3 separate regions of the Homo sapiens genome follow, and all the other regions are linked to region 1. Evidence: chromatin loops called from intact Hi-C (ENCODE). Cell type or tissue: PC-9. All regions are shown on one strand.

Evidence for each region. A loop is a pair of places that touch in the nucleus more often than their neighbours do. Peaks named below come from ENCODE experiments on the same cell type or tissue, not always from the same donor. Only the 100,000 strongest peaks of a DNase experiment are listed, where the experiment ranks them.
Region 2: a loop joins it to region 1, with 6 times the contacts of the local background. A loop is called at or near these places in 2 of 110 quality-filtered maps.
Region 3: it touches region 1 in a loop (5-fold over the local background); 7 of 110 quality-filtered maps call a loop at or near these places.

Annotation. Positions count from the first base shown.
Region 1 is chr12:95,646,284-95,654,283 of GRCh38, reverse strand. It overlaps the pseudogene PGAM1P5. Among named protein-coding and RNA genes, the nearest start is that of USP44, 99 kb to the right of the region's middle. RefSeq lists a silencer at 97-391. In PC-9, no CTCF peak of the experiment used is centred here; DNase peaks (open chromatin) are centred at 873, 2,743 and 4,743; H3K4me3 peaks cover 570 bases; H3K27ac peaks cover 7,195 bases.
Region 2 is chr12:95,579,562-95,587,561 of GRCh38, reverse strand. No RefSeq gene overlaps it. Among named protein-coding and RNA genes, the nearest start is that of USP44, 32 kb to the right of the region's middle. In PC-9, a CTCF peak has its summit at 4,930 (motif pointing left); a DNase peak (open chromatin) is centred at 4,921.
Region 3 is chr12:95,793,029-95,801,028 of GRCh38, reverse strand. SNRPF-DT (SNRPF divergent transcript) reads left to right here. Exons shown (of 3, transcript NR_135014.1): 3 at 5,372-5,684. Among named protein-coding and RNA genes, the nearest start is that of LINC02410, 6.1 kb to the left of the region's middle. In PC-9, no CTCF peak of the experiment used is centred here; DNase peaks (open chromatin) are centred at 3,878 and 4,618; H3K4me3 peaks cover 741 bases; H3K27ac peaks cover 5,501 bases.

The sequences.
Region 1 (8,000 bases):
GATGCAATGGAAATTCTCAATAATAGGATAATCTTTTAATAGTGTCCTCTAAATGAGGTCAAATCTGTGGGGATATGACCATGAGCCAAATAGCAGTGTCCATCTGGCTCTGTTAAACAGAGAGCAAGGCCTATTATGGGTAAACATAGTTCTTGGGGACACTTTAGGTTCTTGCAAAACAAATCCTTTTCTAAACGATCGGAGATTTACCAATTCTAAAGGGTGGGAAAAACAACCTTGAAAATGTCTCGTGCTGGCTGTCCCTCTGCCACTCCCCTGGAATGCCTGAGAACAAGAGTGAGCACCGCCTGGCCCGCTGAGTTTTGTGAGAAGTCCCAGGACTGAATCGCTTTTGTGCTCATTGTTTCAATGATAAGCAGTCCCTGAGCCTAACTTTATCAAAGGGCCAAACTCACATCTTATTTCCCACAGTTTGGAAGGAAAACATTTATGAATAACATCAATTTTGCAAGAGAGATTGGTATGATAAAAATGGAATAGAAGCAAAAGGGTATGCCTCAAATGACTGACAGTTTCTTTTTTTAAGTCTCTCAGAAAATGATTTGTCTGAAAATACTTTTTAAAAAATGATTCCCTAGTCCCTGTGTTCCTACACTTTAACCAAAGAAATGTAAACATGTCTCTACTGTTTGAGGATTACTGATTGTGTTTGAAATGTGCATTTTTTTAAATGACAAATTCCCAGATTTATTATCAGTCAGTTTATGTATGTGAATAACTAAAAAAGCAGAATGTTAGTCATGAGAAAGAAAGAAATATGCACTGGGATAATAGATATTTCCAGAATGTGAGATGTATGTTCCATTAAGAGAGGGTTTTGGCCAGGTGCGGTGACTCACGCCTGTAATGCCAGTACTTGGTGAGGCCAAGGTGGGCGGATCACTTGAGCCCAAGAGTTTAAGACCAGCCTCGGCAACATAGGAGGACCTCATCTCTACAAAACCCACAAAAAATTAGCTGGGTGTGGTGGTGCATGCCTGTAATCCCAGCTACCTGGGAGGCTGAGGTGGGAGGATCATTTGAGCCTGGGAGATCAAGGCCATAATTGCAACACTGCACTCCAGCCTGGGCCACAGAGTGAGACCCTGTCTTAAAAAAAAAAAGGAAGAGTGTTTTGGTAAATGCTGAATACGTTTCTAGTTTCTTAGTATGTCACAGGCAGGGAAACATGTTCCAAAGTGTGATCATTAGTAATTAATTTATTATTAAATCCAAGAATATCCAAGATTTACTAGGAATGATTTAATCATAGTGTGCCCATGTGACCAGGGGGGAACAGCAGCCAGACAAGGAACGCTGCTTCCCAAAAAGCAAAACAACCACTGTTAGCAGATTTTCACAGTATCGGTTAACTATTCTGCCCAGAAACTCCCTGGATGCCTCCTCAGCTAGGACACTACCAAAGATTTCAAACTTGGTGAATAAAAAATAATCCCAGCACTTTGGAAGGCCAAGGTGAGAGGATTGCTTGAGCTCAGGAGTTCGAGACCAGCCTGGGTAACATAGTGAGACCACGTCTCTCCAAAAAAATAAAACAATTAGCAGGGCATGGTGGTGTGTGCCTATAGTCCTAGCTATTCAGGAGGCTGAGGTGAGGATCACTTGAGCCCAGGAGGTCGAGGCTGCAGTGAGCCATGATCTTGCCGCCATACTCCAGCCTGGGCAACAGAGCAAGACACTGTCTCAAAAAAGAAAAAATATATCAATGCTAGCAAGCAGCAATTAAGAGTTTACTACATGCAAGGCACTTTTCTTAGTGCTTTACAGGTGTTATCCCCATTTTATGCTCCTAACCACCCCTGAGGTGCATGCTATTATTATTCCCATTTCTCAGAGGAAGAAACAGAGGTGCAGGAGACTGATTAAATTGTTCAAGGACAGTCAGATAATAATTGTGAAGTCTGAATTTGAACCCATGCATTCTAACTCACAGTGTTCATATTTCAGCTCCTAAAAGGGCATTCTTGCATTTAGAAAGGAGTCCATGTGAGATAATGCCAACTGCACCATTTTCCTTCACGCCTGTTTCTTTAGTTGAGGGAAGAGAATTGAAAATCAGCATTTTCTTCCGGTTTTTTTTTTACACACTCCAAATTGTAATGTATTCTATCATACCACTATGTGGCTGTGTCATTTTCTACTCCTTCCTATGGTTACAGCGCCATCAGAGTAATGCTGCCTAATGTCATTTATATTAAGAGGAAATGGAAATGGTAAGAGTCCCTTCTTTTTTTTTTTTTTTTTTTTTTTTTTAATTTTTTCGAGACAAGGTCTCACTCTGTCACACAGGCCGGAGTGTGGTGGCGTGATCACAGCTCACTGCAGCCTCAACCTCCTGGACTCAAGCAATCCCCTTGCCTCAGCCTCTTGAGTAGCCTGTGGTCCCAGCTGGATGCACGCCACCACACCCAGCTGATTGTTTTTTAATTATTTGTAGAGACTGGGTTCTGGCTATGTTGCCCAGGCTGGTCTCGAACTCCTGGGCTTAAGCAATCCTCCCTCCTCAGCCTCCCAAAGTGCTAGGATTACAGGCATCAGCCGCTGCCCAGCAAGAGTCTCTTCTTTACCTTTGCCCTTTTCCTCTTGGTCTGATTTTCTGAGGTCGATTTTGGCAGAAGGTCCACTTTTGCATGTATCAGTAATGATCTTGAATGAGCAACTATGAAATTCAACAGCATTTCAGATCAGTCCTGTCAGCTCTGACCTTTGCTGTATAGAGAAATTCTGCTTGCAAGATGAATGAGAAGGAATTACACCAGAGAGAGACAAGGAAATGGGAAAAAATAGAGAATGTAGGCACTTTGTCAACCAAGGGGAGGGAGATAGGGGCAGGAAACAAAAGATAATGATATAAGAGAATCAAGGAAAGCAACAGCTAGAAAAAGGCAGTTTGCAGGTGGTGGAGGCTGCAGTGAGCTGAGATGACACCACTGCCCTCCAGCCTGGGCAACAGAGCAAAACTCTGTCTCAAATTAAAAAATAAAAATAAAAAAAGGCAGTTTGTTCTAGTAAAAATATGCAGAATATTTCAAGGTAGAATATATTCAGTTAATCAATTCTTCCATTGCTAGACACCATGATTTATGTAAGGTATTTCTGAATATTTATTACAAAAATTTTCCATCTAATTTTCCTGCTGTTAATTGTGTTTGAAGAGCCAGAAAAGCTACAGAAGGTGAAATAATACAGAAACCGTAAACAATGGTAACCAGGAAATTAGGGAAACCCATTACTTTTACCATATACTAAAATTGATTTTTTTTTTTTTAGACCGAGTCTTAATCTGTGGCCCAGGCTGGAGTGCAGTGGCACGATCTCGGCTCACTGCAACCTCCGCCTCCCGGGTTCACGCCATTATCCTGCCTCAGCCTCCCGAGTAGCGGGGACTACAGGCGCCCACCACCACGCCCGGCTAATTTTTTGTATTTTTAGTAGAGACGGGGTTTCACCGTGTTAGCCAGGACGGTCTCGATCTCCTGACCTCGTGATCCGCCCGCCTCGGCCTCCCAAAGTGCTGGGATTACAGGCGTGCGCCACCGCGCCCGGCCCCACAGCTGTTTTTAATGCAGAGACCCAGGCCTCTACCTCAGAGAGTCTTGTTTCCAAAGGTCTAGATGGGGCCCGGGGAGGGAGATTTTCATAAGCACCTGTGGTAACTCAGATAGAGGTGGTCTACAGACAAGACTTTGAGAAGCACTGCTCTGGACACTTTTACAGAATAGACTCGACAAATCCACTTGGATTTGTCGGATATGAATCTACTTGGCCTTTGTCACAAATATTATTTTATGAATAACAGAATCATTAGTCCTGTTATGGTTACCCCAAAACTAAGATGATGGAAAAGGAAAATTGAAAGAACCTCACATAACAGCCCTGTAGAGTCGGTAAGAGAGATTCCTTAAAGTCAGTCAGAAAGGAGATTCCTCTGGCAATTATGTACCCTTACTTCCTAACCTGGCCTTGTATAGACCTGTGAAATACCTAAATTTGTCTTTGCTATCTCTACCCCTCAATCCACTTTGTACAATCTCTCCCCAGCTACCTGTCGACTTCATCCTGCACAGGGTGTACACCAAGATGCTGGACAAAGCTCTCAACTCCCAACTTTCCCTCCAGCCTCAGTCTACTTACTTATCAAGATGTTACTCTTGACCAAGAGATTGATAGGTTCATAATATAAATCATTATAATGCAATACTTTCCCACTTTCCCACTTCCCAATTTTCTCCTAACACAATGCCTTCATGACCCAAAGAAGCCAGGCATGTCTGCAAACTTTTTTTTCTTTCTTTTTTTTTTTTTTTTTGAGATAGTCTCACTCTGTCACCCAGGCTGGAGTGCAGTGGAGCAACCTCAGCCTCAGCTCACTGCAACCTCCACCCCCTGGGTTCAAGCGATTCTCCTGCCTCAGCCTCCCAGGTAGCTGGTATTACAGGCGCCCGCCACCACGCCCGGCTCATTTTTGTATTTTTAGTAGAGATGGAGTTTCACCATGTTGGCCAGGCTGGTCTCCAACTCCTGACCTCAGGTGATCCGCCCGCCTCGGCTTCCCATAGTGCTGGGATTACAGACGTGAGCCACCATGCCCGGCCTGCAGAAAACATTTTAATGGGTGATTCTAATCATAGGTATTTCAGGCACTGGTGGCAGGCCAGTGGTGGGGATATTTTTGGTCAGATGTGCCTTTCAATGCCTCATAAATCAGGCTGCCTAGGCAGCTTTGTAATTTTCCCTTAGGCAGTAGCAGTCCTGCACACACACCCCATTGTAACCCTCAGAGGCTTAAGAATAAGGAGAAAGGTGAACAGGAAGTAACATTGAGAAAGGAAAACATGGAGAGTGGATTCACTTACCCTCTCTCAGAAATGTACATTCAAGCCACAGATAAAATAAGAGAAATCCACACGGACTCCACACTTTTCCTTCCCATTCCTGTGAAAGAGAAATAAAATCCAGGATAGCATTTTTTTGGTTACATATGGGGAGAAAAATCAAGGAGATGTACACAACTCGCATCACAGCAAACAGAATTCCTTAACATCAGAAACACTCTTACATACCAACACTCTCTTACACATGGGGACTTGCTGGGCAGTGACCTTCAGTGACCTAGCTTTTGATACCAACTGAGAATACACAACTGGATATTTTTATCCGCATGTTTTCTGCCTCTCTGATAAATGTTATACTAAACAGTGGGAAGCAAAAATACAGTGAATGCATTTTTTCAGACCATATTTACAAGTACACTTAATTTGCACGCCCCCAAATTTTATAGGTTTCACCAAATGCTTCAAGAGAGAAGATTAAGTTTAGGAACAACCTGCCTCTCCAAGTTTTCACTTGCCCCGAGGTTATTATCCTACCAGAACTGGCTAAGGCTCTTTGAGAAGTAGTGTTTAAAGCCTCATATTGTTCAGGCTTACATCTATAATCCCAGCACTTTGGGAGGCTGAGGCAGGAGGATCCCTTGACCCTAGGAGTTCAAAACTGGCCTGGGTAGCATAGGGAGATCCCACTTAATTAATCAAAAAAATTTAAAAATTAGCCGGGCATGGTGCCACGCACCTATGGTCCCAGCTAGTTGGGAGGTTGAGGTAAGAGGATTGCTTGAGCCCGGAAGATCGTGGCTGCAGTGAACCATTATTACGCCACCTAACTCTAACCTGGGCAACAGAGTGAGCCCCTGCCTCAAAAAATAAAAATAAAATTAAAGTTGACTTTTCGGGATTCAATAGCTTTATGAAATGTCTTTTCCTTTTGTAAACACAAAATAACACACGTGTAAGAACAAAACAACAAATACCTTAAGACATCACGAGTAATTTGTAATCTACAGATCTGTAAATGAATAAATAAATGTATAAACTATCAACTTTTTTTAAGACAGGGTGTCGCTCTATCATCTTGATTGGAATGCCGTGGCAAGATCACAGCTCACTGCAGCCTTGACCCCCGGTGGCTCAAGTGATCCTCCCACCCGAGTAGTTGGGACTACAGGCATTTGCCACCATGCCCGGATAATTTTTTTTTTTTTAAGAAGATATAGGTTCTCCCTATGTTGCCCAAACTTAATCTATAAATTTTTGTGGCAATAAACAGATGCTTCCGCTTTCTAACTCTCCCACTGAATAGATAGTTCATTATGTAAATTCCTTACTGAACTGACATGATTTAAGGAGAGATAGGGTTGGGATCAGCATTTTCAGAGTGTCAAACACCATCACAGTCATCATCTCAAGGAATCCTCAGAACAACTTTGAAGTTGGGATTATTATTTCATTTTACAGATGAAGACCACGAGATTAAGGGGAGTAAAGTAACTTGCCATAGGCCAGACAGCTAGCAAACTAGCAGAGCCAAAACCTATAGGTGTTAAGTTAATGAATAAACCTATAGGTGCTAAATGAGCAAATGAAGATCTACAATCCAACAACACTATATCTGCCTGATTCCACACCCTACGCTCCTGCAACTACATCACACTGCTTTAAAGCTCTGAGCTCCCGAACAGTGTCATTTGTTGGATTGTAGATCTTCATTCGTTACTTTAGCACCTATTTCTTGTCAGCCTCCTGTGCGATAGGACCAGTTCTAGGTTCTGGAGATATAGCAGCGCATGACACAAAATCCCTACTCTGCATTCTACACTCTCCATTCTAGTGGGGGAGGTCCTTCAGAAGATCTCTCTAATAATCCCCGCTCTTTCTCTCCATTGTAGGGCTTCTTTTGGGAGTGCTCAATGCCCTAAATGGATTCAGAGAAGTATTTTGTTTCCATCACTAAAGGGAAAATTCAGAACAAGAGACCTCATCCTCTTGATCGTATTGAATACTGTTTTCCCCCAGGTGACTTGAAAGCAGTCAATGACTAAATTCTCCAGAGTAGAAAGCTGTTATAATTGGACAATGGCCACAAAACAGGAGTTTTTGAGTTACACTTAATGCCCAGGAGGAAGCAGCAGAATTCTTCCTCCCACCACCCATTACCGAGCTGACAAGGTCCTGCTCTGTGCTGCGCTCGTTAATTTTCCTTTTGGCTTTAAAGATTTACAACAGCTCCTGTCGGCCCCCCATGTGAGAGAAAGTCAGGGATCCCTGCCCGCCCAAGCCATGGAGAGCTGGCTGGCTTTGTTCCCCACAAGCCTGCCAGGAGCTCCTCGACTCCCGTCATGGTAGCTTGGGAAGATTCACTTGCCTCTGTGAGAAATAACAGTGACCATAAAAGAAAAAATAAATTCTAGGCATTCTTTCAAGCCTTTGGGAAGTTCCGGCACATTCCAGCTGCGAAAGAATTCAAGTCTCTCCACTCATGTCAAAGCTCCAGCCCCTTGCATGTGTGCTTTGCACATTTAATAGAACCAAGCCTAGTAATTAACTCTATAAATTCTCTCCCTGCCTTATTTGTCATGAACTGCAAGCTGATGCTATAGGGAGGTCAACCTGGGATTTAGTGAGTTATTCTCAGGCTTTGGGCAATGACAGATTTCAAAGGTTTGAAGCTTCTCAACATTAAGCATTGCTATTCCAGAGCAAGGAGCCAATCATCTGTGACCCAGAGATTTTGCTGAATATTTTGTTCCTTAAGCTTCAGAAATTCACATCCAAAACTATTTATGGTTGTTGTAAAGAGAAGTCTTCACTCCTTTATACAGTCCAGACAGCCAGATGTTCTTGTGTCTTTTTCTGGGCCCAGGTGCATCCTCCAAATCACCCGTTTGAGCCTCTCCTGTAAATCTCAAACTCACCTATGATTCCATTTAAGAAGACTCGCTTCCTGCTTACCTCCTAACTTTTCTTTGCCTATTTCTTCCTCTATAAAGGAAGGGAGGGCCAGACGCGTGGCTCACACCTATAATCCCAGCACTTTGGGAGGCTGAGGCAGGAGGCTTGCTTGAGCCCACGAGTTTGAGACCAGCCTAGGCAACAAAGCGAGATCCAATCTCTAAAAAAAAAAATTTAAGGCTGGGCGTGGTG
Region 2 (8,000 bases), 67 kb after region 1:
TTGCAGCTGTAGTTTGTTTTCATTTCTGTATAATTTTCCATTTCATTTTTATTAATTTTTTTTTTTTTTTGAGAAAGGGTCTCCCCGTCACCCAGGCTGGAGAGTAGTGGTGTGATCATAGGTCACTGCAGCCTCAAACTCCTGGGCTCAAGTGACCCTCCCACCTCAGCCTCCCAAAGTGCTAGGATTACAGGCGTGAGCTACCATGCCCAGCCTCCCCATTTTATAAATACACCCCAATTTATTCCTCCCTTGTACAGTTAATGGATATTTATGTTTCCATTTTGGAGCTACAATGAACAATGCTGTTATGAACATTGTAAAACACAAACTGTAATAAACATAAGCACACAGTATATACTTAGGAGTGGAATTATTGTCATAGGATATGCTTATCTGCAACCTCATTTGTTAATGCAAACTAATTTCCAAAGTGTTGTGTCAGTGTCCACTGCTACTAGAAGTGTATGAGAGCTCCTACTGCTTCCTATCCTGGCCAAACTTTGATATTGTCAGACTTCCCAATTTTTGCAAATCTAGGGGGTATATAAAAGTATCTGAATTTTTGTGATTTGTTTTTTTATTTGTTTGTGGGTTTTTTTTTTTGTTGTTGTTGTTGTTTTATGAGACAGAGTTTTGCTCTTGTCGCCCAGGCTGGAGTGCAGTGGTGGCAACCTCCGCCTCCCAGATTTGAGCAATTCTCCTGCCTCAACCTCCCAATAGCTGGGATTACAGGCACACGCCACCATGCCCGGCTAATTTTTGTATTTTTAGAGGAGACAGGGTTTCACCATGTTGGCCAGGCTGGTCTTGAATTTCTGACCTCAAGTGATCTGCCTGCCTCGGCTTCCCAAAGTGCTGGGATTACAGGCGTTAGCCACCACGCCCAGCCTCAAAAAAGAAAAAAAATAAATCAAAAATCAAAATGAATTTAAAAGACACTGATATACCAAGGGCTTAATTTTGTAACAATTTTACAAGATAGATATTATTTTTATCCCCATTTTACAGTTAAAAAAACCCTCAGTGTTCAGGGTTAAGAAACTTGCAGTCTGCCTGGGTGCAGTGGCTCACTCCTATAATCCCAGCACTCTGGGAAGCCAAGGCAGGTGGATCACAAGGTCGGGAGTTTGAGACCTGCCTGACCAACATGGTGAAACCCCCCATCTCTACTAAAACTACAAAAATTACCCAGGTGTGGTGGCACACACCTGCAATCCCAGCTACTCAGGAGGCTGAGGCAGGAGAAATGCTTGAACTTGGGAGGTGGAGATTGCAGTGAGCCAGGATCACGCCACTGCACTCCAGCCTGGGTGACAGAGTGAGACTCCATCTCAAAAAAAAAAAAAAAAAAAAAAGCAAAAAATAAATAAATAAATTTTAAAACATTTACAGATGGGAAGGCAGGGCAAAAAAACAAATACTGAGGCTGGCCGGGCATGGTGGCTCACACCTGTAATCCCAGCACTTTGGGAGGCCAAGCCTGGCGGATCACGAGGTCAGGAGATCAAGACCATCCTGGCTAACACGGTGAAACCCCGTCTCTACTAAAAATACAAAAAATTAGCCGGGCGTGGTGGTGGGCGCCCGTAGTCCCAGCTACTTGGGAGGCTGAGGCAGGAGAATGATGTGAACCCGGGAGGCGGAGCTTGCAGTGAGCCGAGATCGCTCCACCGCACTCCAGCCTGGGCGACAGAGCAAGATTCCGTCTCAAAAAACAAAACAAAAAAAAACAAATACTGAGGCTAGGCACAGTGGCTCATGCCTGTAATCCCAGCACTTTGGGAGGCCAAGGCGGGCAGATCACCTGAGGTCAGGAGATGGAGACCATCCTGGCCAACATGGTGAAACCCCATCTCTATTAAAAATACAAAAATTAGTTGGGCATGGTGGCGCATGCCTGTAATCCCACCTACTCAGGAGGCTGAGGCAGGAGAATCACTTGAACCCAGGAGGCAGAGGTTGCAGTGAGCCAAGAATGTGCCACTGCACTCCAGCCTGGCGACAGAGCAAGATTGTTTAAAAAAAAAAAATGCAAAAACAAAAAAAAAATACTGAAAACATTTTTTCCTTTCTGTTTTAGTTTTTCACCATTTGATAATCTCCTATGACTTCTAATATTAAACTCTTAAAGAAAGTCTTTTCCTTAGGATGTTCTGTTGTAATCAAGAGTCTAATATGTGAGTTTTTTTTTCATGGGTGGGAAAAACAAAGGAAATACAATTTTAAACCTAAAAATTAAGGGATAGAAAAGCTCATGTACATTTTCCTTTAACAAGACTACTTTTTCCTCTTTTGCTTGTATCACCTCTAGGAAAAATAAAAACACACCCCATAAAGAAAACCAATTCTGGGAAATGAAACTTAACAAATATTTAAGAAAAATGTTTTTAGTTTTTTTTGTTGTTTGTTTTGTTTTTGAGACAGAGTCTGGCTCTGTCCACTCAAGCTGGAGTGCAGTGGCACAATCACAGCTCACTGCAGCCTAGCTCTCACAGGCTCCAGTGATCCTCCCACTTCAGCCTCCAGAATAGCTGGGACCACAGGTGCACACTACCATGCCTGGCTATTTTTTGTATTTTTTGTAGAGGCAGGGTTTCACTGTGTTGCCCAGGCTGGTCTTGAACTCCTGACCTCAAGCAACTGCCTCAGCCTCCCAAAATGCAGGGATTACAGGAGTGAGCCACTGCTCCCAGCAGGAAAATGTATTTTTTAAAAGTAGGTATTGGCAGCTGGTTGCGGTGGCTCACACCTGTAATCCCAGCAGCTTGGGAGGCCGAGGTGGGTGGATCACCTGAGGCCAGGAGTTCAAGACCAGCCTGGCCACATGGCGAAACCCCATCTCTACTAAAAATACAAAAATTAGCCGGGCGTGGTGGTTCATGCCTGTAATCCCAGCTACGCGAGAGGCTGAAGCAAGAAAATTGCTTGAACCCAGTTGGCAGAGGTTGCAGTGAGCCAAGATCGTCCCACTGCACTCCAGCCTGGGAAATAAAAAAGCGAGACTCCGTCTCAAAAAAAAAAAAAAGTAGGTATTGGGATGAATATATCTTGAACTTTTAAAAAGTACTGGCATAACAAGGATACTAAAGACCAATGACTAGACATTAGTCTCTCATAAAATCTCCCAAGTTAAATTATGTAAATCCTCAGCCAAATTTTCATTTTGTATATGGAGTTAAATGCTCATGAAGATGACTAAAGAAGCTTCATCTGCTTTTGCCTAATGAGATGAGTTCAGAGAATGTATATAGAGAGAACTGCTCTCCATAAGCAAAGGTGTAACATTCCTCCCAATCCCTGTGCTGTATACCAGGGCTATTTGTCACTCAGATTGGAAGGAACCAGCACCTTCAAACATGCTGCTGTCAACCCAGGGAATTCTTTTGACCAAACATTGAGGACTCCCTATTCCTGCCTCCATATTGTGGCCATTTCTCCAAATGTCCTGTTGGTGGCCTTGACGAGTTTGTTGCCCTTCACAACATCATGTGCTTAGAATAGCTGATTGCTACTGATTGCCTCTCCCAAGTACTCGCAAACAGAATTGAGTTTCCTTTCCACCTCCTCACCCCACACAATTAGACAGGAATAAAACCTAAAAATTGGTCAGGCATGGTGGCTCATGCCTGTAATCCCAGCACTTTGGGAGGCCGAGGTGGGCAAATCACCTGAGGTCAGGAGTTCGAGATCAGCCTGACCAACATGGAGAAACCCCATCTCTACTCAAAATACACAATCAGCCGGACATGGTGATGCATGCCCGTAATCCCAGCTACTTGGGAGGCTGAGGCAGGAGAATGACTTGAATCCGGGAGGCAGAAATTGTGGAGAGCCAAGATCGCGCCATTGCACTCCAACATGGGCAGCAGGAGCAAAACTCCATCTCAAAAAAAAAAAAAAAAAAAAAAAAACACACACACAAACCTAAAAACTGATTCATAAATGTGACAGAAGTGAGAATGAAATTACTTTGTAATTCTTAATTCCTATGCTTTTCCCCAAGGATGGGTTAACACTGACTGAGCTTTGTAAGAAAGCAATTTCAACCATAATGAATCTCCACAGCATCGGCGGAAAGATATAGTTAACATAATGCTACCAAAAAAATAACTAAAGTAAAAGGACAAATGCAAATCCTTTATGGCTTTCTTCTCCTAAACCAGAAGAAATCCAGTGCAGCTTCAGTTCACTGTGACTCTAATCTCTCTCTCTCTTTTTTTCTTTTTATTTTTCTTTTCTGTTTTTGTTTTTTTGTTTTGAGATGGAGTTTCACTCTTGCTGCCCAGGCTGGAGTGCAGTGGCATGGTTTTGGCTCACCGCAACCTCTGCCTCCTGGGTTCAAGCGATTATCCTGCCTCTGCCTCCTGAGTAGCTGGGATTACAGGGATGTGCCACCATGCCTCGCTAATTTTTTGTGTTTTTAGTAGAGGATGGAGTTTCACCATGTTGACCAGGCTGGTCTCAAAATCCTGATCTCAGGTGATCCACCTGCCTCAGCCTCCCAAAGTGCTGGGATTACAGGCATGAGCCACCACGCCCGGCTCTAGCCTCATTGGATATTGAGTTCCCCTATTTATTTGAGAAAAGCATCCTAATTATTAATCTACAATTGCCTTATACTAAAGGCACAATATCAATCCCACCATAGCAGTGTTCCTAAAAGGTCAGCTCTAGCTAAGGAAGTCTGAGCCCTACAAGAGTTTTCAATGTTTGTCTTTTCCTTAGCAGTCAGACACTGGTTGTTTACATTTTAAATAGTTTTCACTAATTGTTTTTCATATTTTTAATGTAAATGGACACGTTTTGAAAATTAGTGAATACAGAAGGGATGCAGAATTAATAAATGCTTGCCTTTTTTCAGTTAACAGAGCAGAAGAGACCACTGCTGTGCTGAAAAGTATTATCCCAGAGCACCCCCTTATGGTAAAATGCACTAAGGAAGTAAATCCATGGGAAAAAAAAAATCACAAAGTGTTTCGATCTCAGGAGACAGATGCTGCTTTCCTACTCTTAAGAACGTTTCACCTTTTTTTTTTTTTTTAAAGAAACAGGGTCTCACTGTGTCACTCAGGCTGGAGTGCAGTGGTGTGATCATAACTCACTGCAGCCTCGAATTCCTGGACTCAAGGGATCCTCCTGCCTCAGCCTCCTAAGTAGCTGGAACTATAGGTGCATGCTACCGTACCTGGCTAACTTTTCTGGGGGGACGGGGGTAGAGATGGGGTGTTGTTGTCCAGGCTAGTCTTGAACTCCTGGTCTCAAGCAATCCTCCCACTTAGGCCTCCCAAATCACTGAGATTATAGGCATCAGCCACTGTACTTGGGCTGAACCCTATACTCTAGATCCATTCAGTCATGGCAAACCTAAACTAGCATAGTTGTTAAACTCCTGATGAGCTTAATTCCCAGATGGATTTCTTCTACCACCAGCTGGACTTGAAGTATTTTGTAAAGTGTAATTTTTCATTAAGCCATTCATACCCACTTAACTCCTCTTGGATGCCACTTCATAGCCAGCTCATGTTATGAACACTGTATGAACTGTTATTCACTAGTAACAGTAAGCTGTTATTCACTAAACAGGATCACTGATTTCTATTGTTAAGATCATCAGTGGCCATAGCTGTAAACATGGTTCTCTGGAGGATTTTTGCTGCAGCTGGAAAGACAAGAAATGAGATAATAATTCTGACCCAAGCAGGCAAACATCTATAATAATTTAGCACATCAGGAAATTCACACATAGCTTCTTTTTTCCTGTTACATTTTAACACATTGTTTAGACTTTTCAAGTGTTCTGTATGTCTTGAGAATAAATCTCCATGTTCTTGTCTTATTCAAAAAAGGCATCAAATTTAAGCATGCTTGGACAGTAACTAGTATGATAGAACTTGGTTTACTAGCATATTTAAATGCTAATAAAGATAATAATATTAGATATTGAGTTCCCCTATTTCTTTGAGAAAAGCATCCTAATTATTAATCTACAATCGCCTTATAGTGAAGGCACAGTATCAATCCCACCATAGCAGGGTTCCTAAAAGGTCGCCCTAGCTAAGGAAGTCTGAGCCTTACAGAGTTAAATGTGGTCTACATGTTAAATATGGGATCAACACCAGCAGTGGTGACTTGAAAAACTGTCTCACAGGTACAAGACTAAATATCAGGATACAGGGGGCCAGGGGAGGAGGGACTGCTATTAGACAAAAGACGCAAACCAAATATCCAAACCAGGCCAGGCGCAGTGGCTCATGTCTGTAATCCCAGCACTCTGGGAGGCCAAGGTGGGTGCACTCAAGGTCAGGAGTTCGATACCAGCCTGGCCAACGTGGCAAAAACCCCATCTCTACTAAAAATACAAAAATTAGCCGGGCATGGTGGCGCATGCCTGTAATCCCAGCTACTTGGGAGGCTGCGGTGGGAGAATTGTTTGAACCTGGGAGGCAGAGGTTGCAGTGCACCAAGATCATAACACTGCACTGCAGCCTGGGAAACAGAATGAGACTCCTTTCAAAAAAAAAAAAAAAAAAAGAGTTCCCCACTGTAAGAGTGAGCCAGTTGCTGCCAGGGTTTGGGTCCTCATGACCAGAGCTGGAGCACGGTATCTACCTCAAAGCATCTAGGAGTAAGAACATTCTGAAAGGTAAGTCCAAGTTCTTAAAGAGTTCTAAGAATTCATTTGGGGTAATCAAGATCAATGCAAGTCCAAATGGCAGGAAACATTATCTAGAGCAAGAAAAGGAACCAGGGTGGACACACCCTGGGCAATACATGTGAATGGATCTTGTCTTTTTTTCCTGGTTGTTGAGTTGGGTTGCATAAAAGGTACAGAGTTAGGGTGAGAGAGAAAAACAGAGACTAAAAGATTGAGAAACTTTCATTTCCTTATAATCTCCTTTCCCCACCTACATATACATAGACACAACTACTAAGCACAGTGCCTTGCACATAGAAGATACTCAATAAAGAGTTGTTAAATTTTATTTTATTTGTTTGAGACAGGGTCTCCCTCTGTCACCCAGGCTGGAGTGCAGTGGCGCCATCTTGGCTCACTGCAGCCTCTGCTCCTCAGGCTTAAGCCATCCTCCTAACTCAGCCTGCTGAGTAACTGGGGCCACAGGCAGGGGCCACCACACCCAGCTATTTTTTTGTATTTTTCGCAGAAGCAGGGTTTCGCCATGTTGCCCAGGCTGGTCTCCAGCTCCTGAGTTCAAGCAATCAGCCCACCTCGGCCTCCCAAAGTGCTAGGATTACAGGAGTGAGCCACTGTGTCCAGCCACATTTTTAAAAATAACTTAAAACAAAAATCAATGTCACTGGCCAGATGTGGTGGCTCACACCTATAATCCCAGCACTTTGTGGGGCCAAGGCAGGTGGATCACTTGAGCTCAGAAGTTCGAGACCAGCCTGGCCAACATGGTGAAACCGTGTCTCTATTAAAAATACAAAAATTAGCCGGGAGTGATGGTGCACACTTATAATCCTTGAGCCCAGGAGGTGGAGGTTGCAGTGAGCTGAGACAGCACCACTGCACTCTAGCCTAGGCGACAGAGTGAGACTCCATCTGAGAAAAAAAAAAAGGTCAGTATCCCCTAGAGTTCCATCATTGACTTTCTTATCTTGTCACTGGGTGATCTCTCACCTTCACTTGTATTTTTCAAGTACCTCTCTTACACTAACGACAAAATCTCTATCTTCAATTCTAACCTCTTGCCTATTAGGTTCACCTGGATAACCTAGAGGTAACCAGATTTACCACCTCCCAAACGGAATTCATTAACTTCAGTTGTGACTTCCTCCTCCAGACCCTCCTCAAGTATTTGTGAATCACTCATTTATCCAGTTAGAAATCTGGAAGTCAGGCCAGGAGCAGTAGCTCACGCCTACAATCCCAGCCCTTTGGGAGGCCGAGGTGAGGGGATCACCTGAGGTCAGGGGATCACCTGAGGTCAGGACATCACCTGAGGTCAGGAGCTCTAGACCAGTCTGGCCAATAT
Region 3 (8,000 bases), 150 kb before region 1:
AACTCCATCTAAAAAAATTTAAAAAGTAAAGAAAACATGGAACAAAAATTGTATGGCTATATAGGCTAGATATAAGATTAGAAGGAGCCATACCAAAATGAAAGCTGGTTTTATTAACGGTAGAGGGTGTCCAGGTTCTTGGTGTCCTAAACAAAGAATTGGACAAAACATACAAACAAAGCAAGGAAGGAATGAAGGGTTTTATTGAAAATGAAAGTACGCTCCACAGTGTGGGAGTGGCCCTGAGCATAGAGGCTCAAAGGCCCAGTTACAGAATTTTTGGGAGTTTAAATACCTAGAGGATTCCATTGGTTACTTCAGGTACACCCTATGTAAATGGAAAGGATGAAGTAAAGTTACAAAGTCATTTACAGCCTATGCCCTATGGAGACGATATTTCCTGTTATAGCTGAAGTATGAGTCAGCCTTATGCTCCCTGCCTCCAGACCCTATTTTCCTGCCTCAGTTTCTTTGGAAGATGGGTTTGCCCTACTAACTGCTTTTCTGTTATTTCCCAAAGACCCATGATGAACACAGTGGTTTCACTCATGGGCTTTGGAATCCAGTGGTTGGGTTACAGTCTCAGCTCTATTATTTACTAGTTGGGTGAGTCTCAGTTCTCATTTGTAAAGCAAGGATGACAATTGACAGTCTCTCCCTAGGGTGACTAAGAAGTCTGAAGGTGATCTTGTATGTAGAGTGTTTAGCACAAGGCCTGCTGTATATTAAGTCCCCAATAAATGCTAGCTATTTGTTATTGGTTATAATGAGGAAAAAATTTCTATCAAAAGTAAGCACATTAGGGCCAAGTGCAGTAGCATATGCCTGTAATCCCAGCACTTTGGGAGGCCGAGACGGGCAGATCACCTGAGGTCAGGAGTTCAAGACCAGCCTGGCCAACATGGTGAAACCCCGTGTCTACTAAAAATACAAAAAAAATTAGCCGGATGTGGTGGTGCATGCCTGTAATCCCAGCTACTCAGGAGGCTGAGGCAGGAGAATCACTTGAACCTGGAAGGCAGAGGCTGCAGTGAGTCAAGATGGCGCCACCACACTCCAGCCTGGGTGACAGAGCAAGACTCCATCTCAAAAGAAAAAAAAAAAAGATAAGCACCTTAGGACAGGCTCACCCAGATTTGCACAGGGAAGTTTTCCTTTCTCTGTTGGACTCTATTGATGTATTTCTTTGAATGAGTTGCATTTTCAAGATATTTATTTACTGATTGCAGGATATCTGGAGTTTACAAATGGGGCACTTAAATTTCCTTTTGTATACCAAAAAACAGGACACACGGAGAAACAATAAGTATATTTGATTGTCTTTGTGTATTTAAAAGTGCTATATCCAAGACCGTACCAGTGAGACTGAGAAAGGAATTCAAAGCTACTGACTTTAGCTACTTATTACCTCAAGTCTGCAGGCTGTGATTTTTTAAATTTCAGAGTAAGAGATAATAATCTGTACCTCCTTCACCCTTCCTATAGGGTCATTAATAGACTGGGAACTCCCCTGCCACTTCAGGATTCTTTTCAATGTAAAATTTAATATTATTTTGAAAGTGTTACTATAGCTTTAAAGGATTTCATTACCAAAGAAAGAATTCTGTTCATGATAGAAATATCATGCATTTTAAGAAGAATTCATCTTTTTTAAAAAAAAAAGATTCCTTTTTCTCTGTTTGCAATAAATATTGTATTCATTCAAACATTTCTGAAGGAGGACAGATAGTGGGGAAATGATGTGCTTTTTCTTTACGATGAAGGAATCTTCAATAGTTATGTTAGAGAGACTTACTACATGCATAAAAAAGTGCTTGGGCTTCAGAGCAATTAATATTTTTGTATTAATTTGGCTTTAAAGTTTTAATTCCTTAAATTTAGTGAGGAATATTTCTGTGAGTAAATAGCATTTATAAGTAGAGAAGGTCTAAGGTAGAACATTTGAGGTGTTATTTTGTAGAGTGCAGAAACCTAAATGGACTTACATTTATTGTAACCTTGAGTGGCTATGGCTAATTGGCTTAAAATTCTTCTTCTTCTTCTTCTTCTTCTTCTTCTTCTTCTTCTTCTTCTTCTTCTTCTTCTTCTTCTTCTTCTTCTTCTTCTCCTTCTCCTTCTCCTTCTCCTCCTCCTCCTCCTCCTCCTCCTCCTTCTTCTTCTTCTTCTTGTTCTTCTTCTTCTTTTGAGATGGAGTTTCACTCTTGTTGCCCAGGCTGGAGTGCAATGGCATGATCTTGGCTCACTGCAATCTCTGCCTCCTGGGTTCAAGCAATTCTCCTGCCTCAGCCTCCAGAGTAGCTGGGACTACAGGTGCCCGCCACCATACCTGGCTAATTTTTTGTATTTTTAGTAGAGACGGGGTTTCACCATGTTGGCCAGGCAGGTCTCAAACTCCTGACGTCATGTAATCCACCCACCTCGGCCTTCCAAACCAATTTGCTTAAAATTCATTTACAGGTTTTCAAAATGTATTAACATCCTGAAACCATTAATTTGAGCTCTGAGATGGTACAGTTTTAATACTGGTTAATGAAGTTTTTCTAATGTTTCTGATAACTGAATGCCTCTTCTATGATGAGGTCAATTATACTGAATTTAGGGTTGAAGCAGATTGTGTCATAGATTTACCCTCTAAATTGCATTGTAATCTTGTAAGGCACAATTGTAATAAAAATATTCAGAAAGGCACTTGTGTTTGAAATTGCAGCACAGGTTTAGGATCGGAAAGTGTCCAGGGTAATTAGGAGCTATAGATAAAACCAAACCAGAAGCATATCTAGCTTAATTAACATCTTGAACATATTCTACTATATTACATATCTTGAAATCCCACCTATGGACAAGGGATGTTTTTAATCAAATTGCTGCTTCAGTAGATTGTGAGCTTTTTTAAGCTTGATTTTCTAATACTTAGACAATAGTACTTTCGTTGAACTAGACAAATTGAGTAGAATCTTTGTACTCTCAATTGCTTGCATAAGAGTACTAGGCAAAGAAAAGGCTAAATTTGCAAACCCAGCTTAGTCACCAAACCTAACTAGCTGTATAACCTTGACTAGGCTGGGGCCTGTGAAATAAAAAGTTTTAAATGGACTTCAGTTTTCTCGTGTCAGAAAAGGTTGGACTAATAACTTCCAAGGTCTTTTCCTATGCTAAGGTTTTATCAGTGTAATTATGAATTAGGTAAAGTTATAAATTTTATTGTCTGACTGTCCCACTAAGCTTTAAAGCCAGTTTAACCATCTGCTGGACATGACTGGTCTGCCATCCTCACTAAGTCAACCCGTTCCAAATAGAATCAGTCACCTCCCAAACCAACTACATCTCCTGATTTTCCTATTTCTGCAAAAGAGATTATTATTTTTTCAACTAACCAGATTCAGAGCCCCCAATCCAAGTCACTTTTTTGTCCCCCCTCATTCACCCCCCACCCACTCCTCGCCACAGTGTTCAAGTGATTCTCCTGCCTTAGCCTCCCGAGTAGCTGGAATTACAGGCATGCACCACCACACCTGCCTAATTTTTGTATTTTTAGTAGAAACGGGGTTTCGCCATGTTGACCAAGCTGGTTTCGAATTCCTGACCTCAAGTGATCTGCCTGCCTCAGCCTCCCAAAGTGCAGGAATTACAAGTGTGAGCCACCGCACTGGCCCAAGTCATTTTTAATTTCTTCCCAGTCTTCGGCCAATCCCATGGTCAGTTACAAAGTTCTATCAATTTCTTTTTGGTTCTTCTTCAATTCCTCCCAACCCCTGTCCATTATCCCTATCCTCATCTTGGTGTAGACCCAGGTATTCTCATAAAGTAGCCCTTAGCTCACCTTCCAAGTCTTCTTTTCCTAATCTATTATATGTCATTTCTAAATTATGACTCAGAGAACCTCCCAACACAAAGCAGCTTGACTTGCCAAAGCCTTTATTTGTTTGTCCCTCCTCTGCTTTTTCTTCCCCATTCCACGAATCCCTATGAATCTCCTTCTCCTAATAGACTCCACTCATTCTCTCAGAGGCACTCTGTTTATTCACACTGGAGCACTTAGGCGACCACCACTGGCATATTCATCCACACCATATTCATCCACACCTACACAATTGTTAGTGCCCAGGTTCAGTCCACATCCTCCATGTGGTTTTTTTTAACTTCCTCAGCCCACAAAGTTTCACCTGTGCTAATAGCCTACTTTATATGCCACTCTTGAGGCACTGCCAGGCACTGCTTTATCATATCCTGCCTTAAGTTGTTATATTTTGTAGAACAAAAAATGGAATTATAACAATCCTATGGTATTGCTGAAAGTTTAGAGGCCAGAGGAACAGTCATCTCTAATATTTTGATGTATTTCTTTCCAGACCTTTTTCATATGTATGTTTTCTGTTGTTATAATGAAAGTGGCTGGGCACTGTGACTCATGCCTGTAATCCCAGCACTTTAGGAGGCCAAGGCGGGTGGATTGCTTGAGCCCAGGAGTTCAAGACCGGCCTGTGCAACATGGCAAAACCCCATCACTAAACGAACAAACAAAAAAATTAGCTGGGCATGGTGGTGTGCACTTATAGACCCTGCCACTTGGAAGACTTGAAGCAGGAGGATCATCTGAGCCCAGAGGTCAAGGTTGCGGTGAGCTGAGATTGCACCACTGCATTCCAGCCTGGGCAATAGAGTGAGACCTGTTTGAAAACAAAACAGAAACCAAAAACAATAATGAAAGCATATATACAATTTTGCTTTTAATTTTCTTTCACCCAGTATATGAGAAAAAAAAGTATAACTGAGAATAATAAAGTGATACAGGGGGTGCCATGAGAGGACAGAGGGGAAACTAACCCTGTTGGAAGAGGAGCCTAAGAAGGAAAGGTGTCACAGCAGCTATTGTCAGAACTGAATTTCCAAGGACCTGCCAGAGGTAGCCAGAAGGAGGAGAGGGTGTGCAGAAGCGAGAGGCATGAAGCAGTATTGTCCATCTTCAAGAGTGCAGGTTGTTCACTGTGAGTGGCAAGGAACCGGGACATTATAGGTTTGGGTGCCAAGCCAAGCAACATGCATTTTATGTGCCAATGATGAGAAGCCACTGAATATGTTAATAGGTGCTTGGGCCAAACACATCAGTGAAATTGCTAACTTTGGATGACATATACTGCTCCTGTAGTTGTCTACTTGATATCCAACCTCCCCTTCTTTCCAGTAGAATCCTGATTTTGTTAAGGGTGTCAATGTGCCCAGTTAAAATGCTTAGCTCTCCAGACTTCCTCATGGTCTGAAGAGGCCATGTAACCCAGTTCTAGACAATTAGATATAAGCAGATGGGTGAGGTTACTGGGAAAGTGTTTTAAGGCCAGCTGGCATGTATCTTTTACCCTTTTCTCTTTTCTAGAATAACAACACCCGTCCTGGAGGCAGAAAAACCATCTTGTGCCCATGAGGGAGAACACCAAACAAATCTGGATGACTTCCTTGAGTAGCTGCATTTATATTGGACTGTCTACCTCCTGACTTCTTGTCTTGTAAGAAAAATCAATCTCAATTTGGTTAAGCTACTGAGTTGGATTTTCATCAATTTCAGAAATAGCAATAGGTACAGAAAGTTTTAGCTAAGAGCCATTTAGAAATGTGTGTCAATATAATGCTGTCAATGGTAGCTATATCTGTAATAACAACACAACTGTTCTTGGTTTTTGTTTTTGTTTTTTTAAAAAAATTTCTTGCCCTCATATAATTAATTTCAACATGAGAGAGCATGCGTGCTTTTTTTTTTTTTTTTTTAGAAAAGTATGGTTACCTTCCTGGAAGAGCATGTGTATTTTCAAAGCCTCTCACTCCCTCCCTTCCTAGGAATGAGCAGCTGAAGCCAGGAAGCACATGAAATAAGAAAGAGCGCCCATGGCAGGAGGCTTAAGTTAAAGCTTAAGGAAATTCCCAAGATGATGTTTTTAAAGGGCATTCAAAGGGCACAGTCCAGGTAGAAAACAAAATCTAGGATTATTTTAATGAAAACAATTCTCCATTTTATCTTCTCCCAGTAGTCTTCTAGTTCAAAGAGAGAGAAGATTGTATTCATGGAAAATTGATGGATAAGCAATGATTTTTTTTTTTTTATCTGAAAACCCAGGTCCTATCTTCAGTGTGTATTTATTGTATGATCTAAGTTTGGCACTTACATCTTTCATCTCACTTTCTCTTTGTATAAATGGGCACAACTATTCCTGTTCCCTCCCACACATTGATGCTGTGAGGATAAATAAGATCATGTTTATACTTCCATGGAGAAAAAACACTAGGTATACTAAAAATATCACTATTTTCAGAGTCTTTCTTTTTCTTGGAAATGTATAATAATGCCAGTTGCAAATGGTATTGTTGAAGAGTCAAATTTTCCATAAAAGTGATCACCTTTTCAGAAAATAGGTAATTAGTTCTTTGAAAACTAAAAGTTTCTTTTAAAATTTGTAACCATTTTTCAAACTTAGCAGCTTAAATTTGTTGATTTATTCTTCAAATTCATGTTTATTGAATGCTTACTACATGCAATGTATTTTAATGGAAATATTTCCCTCTGGTAAAACAAAATATATTTTACCTTTTATTGATGACTCTGTAAGATACCAATATATGAAAAAAGGATTTTAGCTGACTTCAAATATACCAGCCAACATCACATTAGGTTACAGAAATATAAGCCATAGAGCTAAGTTAAGGAAAATGTTAGTTCTATTCTATGTTGATCAGACAAACCTGGAGTTGAGTTCTACATGCACAGTGTAAGACAAGCTGGGGTATATCTGAAAAGAGGTGATTAAGATGGTGAAAAGTGTGGGAATCCTGTCATATGGGTGTTTAAACTAAAAGGATAGTTAAGATGAAAATTATTAAAACTTTACTTTAAATCATTGAATACCTACCAGAAGAGAAATTGGACTTATTCTGTATGGTTGCAGATGACTAACCTATAAACACAGAATTTTAAGAAGAGAAACATCCCACTTAAATAGAACAACAGTGCCAAAAATGAGCAGAATTGCCTTTGAGGCTCTTGTTTATGGAGATTTTTAGAACAGAAACTGGATGACCTTTGGACAGAGGCTTTGTGGAAAGGGGTTTTGATGGAGTGAGAAGTTGGGCTCAAGGGTCCCTCCTGATTCTGAATGTCTTACGCTCCACTAGGAACCTCACTTACTCTACTAAGTTACCGGAGAGTGATGCCTTTATAGCTTTTTCGTCCTTTGTTTCTGCACTAGAAGGCCTCAGACTGCTGTGGATGTTTTGGTTTTGTTTTTGTACTTATGGCTGCTTTTTAGAGTTTTCCCATCCTTCTCATTACTGGATTGCCTCAGTTTATCCCCTGTCTTTAATAACATCCTGCTCCATTCTAATCTGTTACTTCTAATAGGCTGTGATCTAGAAAGATGTCATAACCAAACTTAATAAAAATACATGAATGATTTAAGTGAGGTCCTGAAGGGCTCTCCTGTGAGTAAAGTCTTTGGTGCAAAGAGTTTTGCCATTTATTTTATTTTATTTATTTTGAGACAAGGTCTCACTCTGTTGCCCAGGCTGGAGTACAGTGGTGCCAACACAGCTCACTGCAGCCTCGACCTCCCAGGCTCAAGCTATCCTCCCACCTCAGCCTCCCAAGTAGCTGGGACCAGAGGCATATGCCACCACGCCTGGCTATGCCATTTATTTTACTTTTTAAAGACCCTTTTAACTTCCTTTCAAGTTCTCAGGAATATTCTAGATTTAACTTATCAATTTTGTGGTTTCTGGGAATTGTTATTGAAATTCTGTAAGTTTGCTAAGCTTCCTACTAATTCATAAAATTACAAAATATTCTGAATCCATGACTGATGTTTTCAAAAACAAAATCATAGGCAATAATATACTTATCCAAGATTTTTCTTATGTAGGTAACCTTTTCTTGGATAGCTTCTTCAAAATGAAAATATCCTTTGTAACTAAACTGGACTATATAAGCAAATGATGTTTATTAGAATGCTGACTATTTT